Regions from separate parts of the Homo sapiens genome. Here all the other regions are linked to region 2. The links are chromatin contacts, found by Hi-C or POLR2A ChIA-PET in ENCODE. All regions are on one chromosome and are shown on one strand. Each heading gives the region's core, a stretch centred on a gene start or an enhancer-like site at or near the end of the contact. The rest is flanking DNA. Distances are from core to core; before and after follow the strand shown. Region 1 holds the start of OLA1 (Obg like ATPase 1). Region 2 holds the start of MAP3K20 (mitogen-activated protein kinase kinase kinase 20). Region 3 overlaps CHRNA1 (cholinergic receptor nicotinic alpha 1 subunit).

Evidence for each region. Hi-C counts contacts between places; a loop is a spot of excess contacts on that map. ChIA-PET counts read pairs that join two places held with the same protein, here RNA polymerase II (POLR2A). Pooled maps may share reads with other maps.
Region 1: a loop to region 2 is called in a pooled map, with 5 times the contacts of the local background. The contact joins the promoter of OLA1 here to the promoter of MAP3K20 in region 2. A Hi-C loop is called at or near these places in 3 of 37 single-sample maps with no recorded cell type and 8 of 50 pooled maps. POLR2A ChIA-PET finds 5 or more read pairs at or near these places in 2 of 52 experiments (HEK293T and activated T-cell).
Region 3: a map with no recorded cell type shows a loop between it and region 2 (7-fold over the local background). The contact joins the enhancer-like site here to the promoter of MAP3K20 in region 2. A Hi-C loop is called at or near these places in 2 of 37 single-sample maps with no recorded cell type and 2 of 50 pooled maps.

The regions. Positions count from the first base shown.
Region 1 is chr2:174,247,190-174,249,889 of GRCh38, reverse strand. It overlaps OLA1 (Obg like ATPase 1), which reads left to right and starts at 1,358. Exons shown (of 11, transcript NM_013341.5): 1 at 1,358-1,438. RefSeq lists a silencer at 1,053-1,572.
Region 2 is chr2:173,074,484-173,077,183 of GRCh38, reverse strand. MAP3K20 (mitogen-activated protein kinase kinase kinase 20) reads right to left here and starts at 1,338. Exons shown (of 20, transcript NM_016653.3): 1 at 1,182-1,338. RefSeq lists silencers at 774-1,513, 1,594-1,643.
Region 3 is chr2:174,749,758-174,752,457 of GRCh38, reverse strand. It overlaps CHRNA1 (cholinergic receptor nicotinic alpha 1 subunit), which reads left to right. Exons shown (of 9, transcript NM_000079.4): 7 at 2,289-2,512. Among named protein-coding and RNA genes, the nearest start is that of CHRNA1, 13 kb to the left of the region's middle. RefSeq lists an enhancer at 1,161-1,340. Within about 2 kb of position 1,302, at least 3 of the 41 ENCODE cell types and tissues checked have a DNase peak (open chromatin) inside an H3K27ac peak, as active enhancers do.

The DNA.
Region 1 (2,700 bases), core at 109-2,608, 1.2 Mb before region 2:
TGTTTTTTGGTAGAGATGGGGTCTCACCACGTTGTCCAGGCTGTTCTCCAACTCCTAGGCTCAACTGATCCCCCTATCTTGGCCTCCCAAAGTGCTGGGATTACGGCCAGATTTTCAGTTAGATTGTGGTTTGAAATATGCTGCTGCCATTTACTAGTTGTGTGACTTCATCCAAATTAATCAACCTTTCTGATATTGTTTCCTCACTTGTAAAATGGGGATGGCGACCTATTTACATCCTTTAATATTAATAGCAACTAATCCCTTTAAAAGGAGCTTCTAGTGTCACAATTTTTGGACAGGTATCATATTCATTACAACAAATACCTGAATGACATCTGAAGGCCAGGACCTAAATGAAAGAATTCCTTCTCCAGTGGCGCTCATGGTATTGATATGATGTGGGTGAGATGGGATGAAATCCTAATATTAACAACAGCGACTACTCACAAGCCTTTTCTGTATGTGCTGAGTACTGTTGTTATGAGCTCAACACGCATTGTCTCATTTTATTCTCACACGAATAACCTCATAAGGTGGTTTTAATAGCCTCATTTTATCCAGAACGAAATTGAAGTCCAGAGAAGTTAATTTGTCTAGGGTCATACAGTCAATGAGTGGCGAAATCCAGATTGGAAATTCCCAAATTTCAAAGGCCCCTGCTCTCAACTACCAAGAGGAAAAGGGGGGAAATTGGCTCAATTAAACGCATTCTGTGATCCAGTACCTGTGTGCGACGCTTTAACTATAAGGCGAGGAAGAAATCCCTAGACCAAAGTTTCCCTTAGCCCCTTTTCCTTCAAGAACTTTTAGTTAACAGCTTCTCTCCGCACAGACTGAGCGAATAAAGTTATAGAAAAGGGAGATGGGCTAGCGGCCACGCGGTCCTCGGGGCTGGTGTGGCTGTTTGCCTGACTTCAGACGCCCCGGATCTCCCGGAGGGAAGTCAGGGCCCAAGGCACTCCGCAGTCCAGCTGGGAAAGCTTGGGGCTGTAGGCCCGCGAGTGAACGTGAGCAGGTAACCCAGGCCGCGCAGCCAGACGGAAGCGGAGACCTAGAACCGAGAAGCCCACGTGCCGAAGCGGAAGACTAGAGCTCCCGGGAACGGCCTAGCCAGCGCCTTCCCCTCTCCAGCTCCCTGCCGCCGCGCGGCTCCTCCCACCCTGGGCTCCTCCCGCCCTACTCCCGCCTCCCCGGCCGGTTAGGCCAATGGGCGGGACGCGCGGGCAAGGCGGGGAGGGGCGGGGCCCATGGTCTGCGCGCAGGTGCCGCTCGGCGCCCGGCCCGCCCGTTCCGCCGCTGTCGCCGCCGTCGTGCGTGCCGCTCGGCGGAGGGGACGGGCCTGCGTTCTCTCCTCCTTCCTCCCCGCCTCCAGCTGCCGGCAGGACCTTTCTCTCGCTGCCGCTGGGACCCCGTGTCATCGCCCAGGCCGAGCACGGTGAGGCCCTCAGGGAGCCCGGGGGCGCGATCTCCGCCAGGTCTTCGGCGCCTGGGCTCATTGCCCTGAGGCTGGCGCGGGGCCCGGGCCCAGTGGCCAAGATGGGGCCAGGGCAGCGGGTGGCTTGGGGATGTGTGGATGAATGAGGCGCTGTCGGACTAGGCCGCGCGTCGGGAGATCGGCCTACGCCTCACGCGGGAAAGCCCTGGGGAAAGCCTTCTCCCGACGCCAGGACGCCCGGTGGCCCAGTCCGGAGAGGAGGATGGGGGGTGGGGCCCACTTTGGGTGGGCTGCCGGCCACCTCTCTGTAGGCCAGAGGACCCGACAGGCGCTGTTCCTGTATCTGTTCTTTGGAGGCCTGGGAGTTGGCCAGGAACAGGTGTCAGGACGCTGAGAAGGGAAATTCCTGGCCCTCGGGGTCAGGGATCAGAGGCTGGAATACTACTGCAAGGGCAGGGCCCCAGCGTGGTCCTAGGAGGTACAACTCTCAGCCAGAAGACTGGGACAGTTTTAGTTCCCAGCTTCTGAGACGTGAGCTTAGCGGTCTTTGTGATTTCACTTTGCAGTCCAAGGGTGGGAGTAATTCTGCACGCATGATTTGGAGACAGAACTAGTAAGGGACAGAGAAAGTTTCGACTTGTAAATAAAAAGGTTCCGTCGATTAATTTACCATTAGAAATAGTAACCATAATGTAGATTTTGGAGGTTGCTTATGAGGACTGATGAGCCGTACCTTCAGTGCCAAAGGTGGGAGGGACTTGGTGGAAGGACCCCAGTACCTGGTGGGTGTTCATCTATGTGAAAAATGGGGGTTGTGGGCGAATGGGAAAGATAAGATTCCAGATTATAGAGGAATGGTTTGGTGTGAAGGGTGACTTGGCTGCTGGTGGTTCCACAATGGAATTTTCTTTGACTGTCTTCTGTGTACTTGCTTCCAAATGCTTTCTTTCATATAACCATATATCAGGTTAAGATATAAAGTGTTTTGTGAGCAGTCTGGATGGAAGATTGGTAGCTAAACTCTAAGTTTATCTTTGATTCCTGGTGCCACAAATATTTTATTTATTTATTTATTTATTTAAGACAGAGCCTAGCTTTGTCGCTCAGGCAGAGCCCAGTGGCGTGATCTTGGCGCACCGCAACCTTCGCCTCCCGAGTTCAAGCAGTTCTCGAGCCTCAGCCTCCCGAGTAGCTGGAATTACAGGCTGCGCGCCTGATGGCCGGCTAATTTTTTTGTATTTGTTTTTCTTTTTAGTAGAGAC
Region 2 (2,700 bases), core at 89-2,588:
AAGGAGTACAGTTTTCAACAATCTTAAGTCAAACATCCTCAAATTCACTCTGTAAGACGATTCTCACACACCAGTATCGAGAGCTGCTTACTGTACCATACTTGGAATGGGCCCCTAAATTGTGTTGCTTTCATTATTACAGAAACTAACAAAAATAGTAATTAAGTTCCCCATAAACAGTACTTATGCGCGATCTCAAAGCGCATCAGAAACATAACATTTTCAGCGATCTAACAGAGATAACTTTTTAAAAAAATTTTTTAGGCAATCGGATGTCATCTAGCCAGTCCTGAATTAAAGTTTTCTGAAAGCTGTCATGGGCAAGCGAGGCCAGACGAGGCGACGGCCTGGGTAAGCACTTCTGGGCCTGGTGCAGGTCTGGGAGCCCACAAAAAGCCGCTGCCTGAGGGTCGCCAAAGGAGACATCCCCGGCTCCGGTGGGAGGAAAGGGGGAAGCCCGAGAGGGCGGGCGCTTCATGCTGCCCAAGCCCGGGGCAGGAAGGGCGGGGAGCGGTGGCTCTGGATACATTTACGCATGTTTTTAAAACTAATCTTTAGTGTTCATTGTTCCTGCTGGTTATTCGCATGGCCTAATTGTGTGAGGAAAACAGAATGAAGGAAAATGGATGGGAAGCAACACCGCTCGCGGTCGAGTTCTTAGAAAAGCAGAAGTTCGTCGTCCCTCCTCGCACGCACAGCGAGTGCTGGGAAGTGGCCTGCACCCTACCCTGATTTGGGGGCCTCGCGGTTCGCCTCCCGACAGTGCCCCAGTCACCCGCTGCTTGGCCGGCTCTGCTGCTCGCGGAGCCCCTGCCCGTGCCGCACGCCCGGGACCGCGAAAGCCGGGGCCGCTCCGGCCTGCGCCCGCGCCTCCAGGCGCCAACTTCTCCATGGGACCGGCCCGAACTCTCCCGAACCGCACTTGGCGGCGCCGCGGCCAAGGTCCCGCGAGGACTTCCCGGGCGCCGCGAACGCTCGCTCGCTCGCCCGCCCGCTCGCTCCGGCCGCCGCCGCCGGGCGGGCCCTGGGTCGGGGAGGGGAGCCCCGAGGAGCCTCCCGAGGCCGCCTAGACTCCCGGGCTCCGGCGGAGCCTCGGCCCCGAGACGCAGGGACGACTCGCGAGCGCGGCGGGCCTCGCCCCCTCCCTCCCCGCCCTCCGCGGGCTCCAGCCTGACCCCTACCTGGCTCCCGGGCGGGGCGTGAGCAGCAGCCGGGGGCGCGGAGGCCCCGCGCGCGACGAGGGCGGCGGGGGTTGGGACGACAGCGGCCCGCGCGGCTCCCACGTTTCCGCTGCAGTTAGGAGTTGAACATTCCGCCTCTCTGCACGGCGCCAATGAGGAAGACAGTCACGGCAACAGCACCACCTACCTCCCGGCGCGAAACGGCTGGGCCGCCCTCCCCTCACACGCGCGGGCGAGCGGGGCGTGGGGAAGGCGCTCGGGCCTCCCTGGCCTGCGCCCGGGGGGCACCATCCGCCCCGCGCCCCGGCACCCGCCGAGGCCCCCAGACACACCTGCCTTGCTGTGGGGGGAGGGCCGTGGGGGTGTTCCCCCTCGCCCCCAGCACCTTAACTCATCTTTTTGACAAATTAACACCACCTGCTACTCCTTCAACTCAGTCTTCAACAAACAGGCGCTGGGGACGCAAAGAAATAGAGGCTGTTTTGTGCCCCGCAAGAGTTAATTCTCTAGTTGGGAAAGGCACAAACGTAGAGATTTCTGGGAACATAGGTCTGAAGGCTGCCTCTCTAGAAAGATCAGTAGGTACCTCTGGAATTTTGAGGAGGGGCCGTGGTCTGCTGCTCTAGTTGCTAATTTTAACAGAGCAGAATTCAGAAGAGGAGCCAGAGTCCGTTACAGGCCTAAGCCAAAGGTGGAGGTGGGCGTTGGGAAGAAAAGAAATTTCTGATTGGGGAGGATGGTTCTGTGAAGGAAAAGTGAGAGGAGGTTGCAAGGGCATGGGCAACATTATTCAGGATTTTGAATTTGAATTTTATTATCCATGGACACTGGGAGCTGTGAAAAATTAGAATCAAAGGGGTGAAATGGGGGTTTGTGATTCTGTTTAAATGGTAATTTTGAGAGAGTAGTCCACAGTAGTTGTAGGTTGGGTTGCTAGGATGGAACCAGGATGAGTAGTAGATATTGTCACCACCCGGTTGTGGGATCATGAGGACCTGAGTTAGGATGTAGGAAATGGAATTAAAAAGAAGAAATGGGCTGGGCATGGTACCTGTAATCCCAGCACTTTGGGAGGCCAAGCTGAGAGGATTGCTTGAGACCTGGCTGGGTAACACAGTGAGACCTCATCTCCAAAAAAATCAGAAAATTAGCCTGATGTGGTGGCATACATCTATAGTCCCAGCTACTCGGGAGGCTGAGGTGGGAGAATCGCTTGAGCTGGGGAAGTCGAGGCTAAAGTGAACCACAGTCGCGCCACTGCACTCCAGCCTGGATGAAAGTGAGACTCTGTCTCAAAAAAAAAAAAAAAAAAAAAAAAAAAAAAAAAAGAAGAAATGGAATTGAGAGAAATATTAAACGTTTCAGCAAGAGGCCACAGAAATTGGTAACCCACAAGATTTAGAAGAGAAGAAGAAGAGAGATGATGCCAAGATCTCAGACCTGGATGACTGGAAGAATGATGGTGTCATTGACAAAAATAGGAATACGTGAAAGGGAAGCTGGCTTCATGTTGAGTTTG
Region 3 (2,700 bases), core at 53-2,552, 1.7 Mb before region 2:
GCTGGGACTACAGGCATGTGCCACCACACTCGGCTAATTTTTGTATTTTTTGTAGAAACGGGGTTGCACCATGTTGCCGAGGCCAGTCTCGAACTCCTGGGCTCAAAGATCTGCCTACCTCGGCCTCCCAAAGTGCTGGGATTACAGGTGTGAGCCACTGTGCCTGCCCTGCACTTGTTTTTAAACAAATAATCACAAACACAATTCTTTCAACTTTCTAATCAAATGAAACTTTTTTACATTAAAAAAATAAATAAATAGAGATGGAGTCTTGCTATGTTGCCCAGGCTAGTCTCAGACTCCTGGCCTCAAGTGATCCCCCTGCCTTGGCCTCCCGGGGTGTTAGGATTACAGGCATGATCCACCGCACCAGGCCCTCAAATGAAACTTTTTAAAATAAAAACACTGTCGGGGCATTATGGGAACTAACAAGAGTCTCTATAAACGTTAAATGATTTGTGCTTGAAAAGTGCTTAGGGGCCAGATGCAGTGGCTCACACCTGTAATCCCAGCACTTTCGGAGGCCAAGGCGGATGGATCACTTGAGGTCAGGAGTTTGAGACCAGCCTGGCCAACATGGTGAAACCCCATCTCTATTAAAAATACAAAAAATTAGCCAGGTGTGGTGGCACGTGCCTGTAATCCCAATTACTTGGGAGGCTGAGGCAGGAGAATCGCTTGAACCCTGGAGGCGGAGGTTGCAGTGAGCTGAGATGGCACCACTGAACTCCAGCCTGGGCAACAGAGTGAGACTCCCTCACAAAAAAAAAAAGAAGAAAAAAAGAAAGAAAAGAAAGAAAGAAAAAAGAAAAGCACTTAGCACAAAAATTATGCTTGATAAATGTTGGCTATTATTATTATCATTATTATTAATCAACAAATTTTATATAAGTGGACAAATATTTTGTATTTGTAATTGTATTCTTTTTCACTTTGAAAGGTTTTCCTACCCACCAGGTAGAATTGACAATTTCTTGTTTGTTTCCACTCTTTATCGTATACATACATACATATTCTATATATATTCTAGCATCCGGAAGCAGCCAGTAGGGGACAGCTTCATCATTGAAAGCAGGGTAACACAAGGGTTTCCAGCAGCACCAACAGCAAGGCCAGCCCAGGGAAAGTCCCTCCCAGAGCTTCTCTGCTGCACCTAAGGTGGTCAAGCCTCACAAAACTACCTCAGTGCCATTCGGCCCCTGACCTTCCTGCTGCCAAGTTTGCCCAGCCAAAACTCTCCTGAGATCAAAGGGCCTGCAGAAAAGAGGTGGGGGCTGGGGAAATCCCTGCTCCCTTAGTATGCAAAAAAAACAAAACAAGAAATAAGTGAGAAGACAAACTTCCTCTTATATGAAAATGAGACAGCGAGTGGTGTGAAACCACTGTATCAGAAGATCACTCAGGACGTCAAGGAGAACTCCTTAGCCTTCCGGATTTTGTCCTTTTCTTGGGTTTTGGTCTTACAGCTTGCTCCCTCAATAACAGAAAGATATGTGTACTTCTGGGCTGCCCATTCATCTGCTGGGTAAGAAATAGGCCAGGGGTGGTTCCGTTTTATGAGGTTTAATGCATCCTGCTGCAGAAGGGAAATGCCACACCGAGTCCAGCTTGTCCACCCAGAACTCCTTTCAGTTCCCTGGGTTCCACCAAGAATCAGAAATCTGGAGCATGAGATGAAATATTGTTCCGTTTTCTGCTTGGCAGCCTCTAATGGAAATGCTTGCCACTGGCTGCTGTCAGAAAAGTTAAGGTATGGTGGTTACATAGGAAATTCTGCAGAAAAAAATGCTTTGAGATTTCCCAGAATAATGCTTTGAGAACATGTCAGTCACATTCCTCTTACCCTTGGGTTTCAGTGGTGAATTAGTTTGCTTGGGCTGCCACACAAAACACCATAGGCTGTGAGGCTTAGATAACAGAAATGTAATTTCTCACAGTTCTGGAGACTGGAATTCCAAGATCAAGGTGCCAGTAGAGTTGGTTTCTTGTGAGGCCTCTCTCGGTTTGTAATGGCCATCTTCTTCCTGTGTCCCATGGCCTTCCGTCTATGCATCTGTGTCCTAATTCCTCTCCTTATAAGGACACTAGTCATACTTGATTACTCACTACCCCATATCACCTCGTTTTCATTTAATTACCTCCTTAAAGTCCCTGTCTTCAAATACAGTCACATTCTTAGGTCCCAGGACTCAGGACTTCCACATATAAATGGTGGGGTGGGAGGAACACTGCAGCCCAACCCAGATGGGTAGTTGTGGGATTTTTTTTTTTTTTTTTGGTCTTTTCAGGGGAGAAGATGACTCTGAGCATCTCTGTCTTACTGTCTTTGACTGTGTTCCTTCTGGTCATCGTGGAGCTGATCCCCTCCACGTCCAGTGCTGTGCCCTTGATTGGAAAATACATGCTGTTCACCATGGTGTTCGTCATTGCCTCCATCATCATCACTGTCATCGTCATCAACACACACCACCGCTCACCCAGCACCCATGTCATGCCCAACTGGGTGCGGAAGGTGAGTGGGGAGGCCCCTGCAGACTTCACACGGAGGCACATCTACAGGCCTCCCCTTCGAGGAGCCAGTGGGTTTCTAGCTAATACTTGGGGCTATTTAGGAACTAAGTTCTCTTTGGGCTTTAGGGAATTTTTGGAAGGAACTTTCTTTGGCCTCTTTTTAGGAATAAATAACTCCTGTAGCCTTCC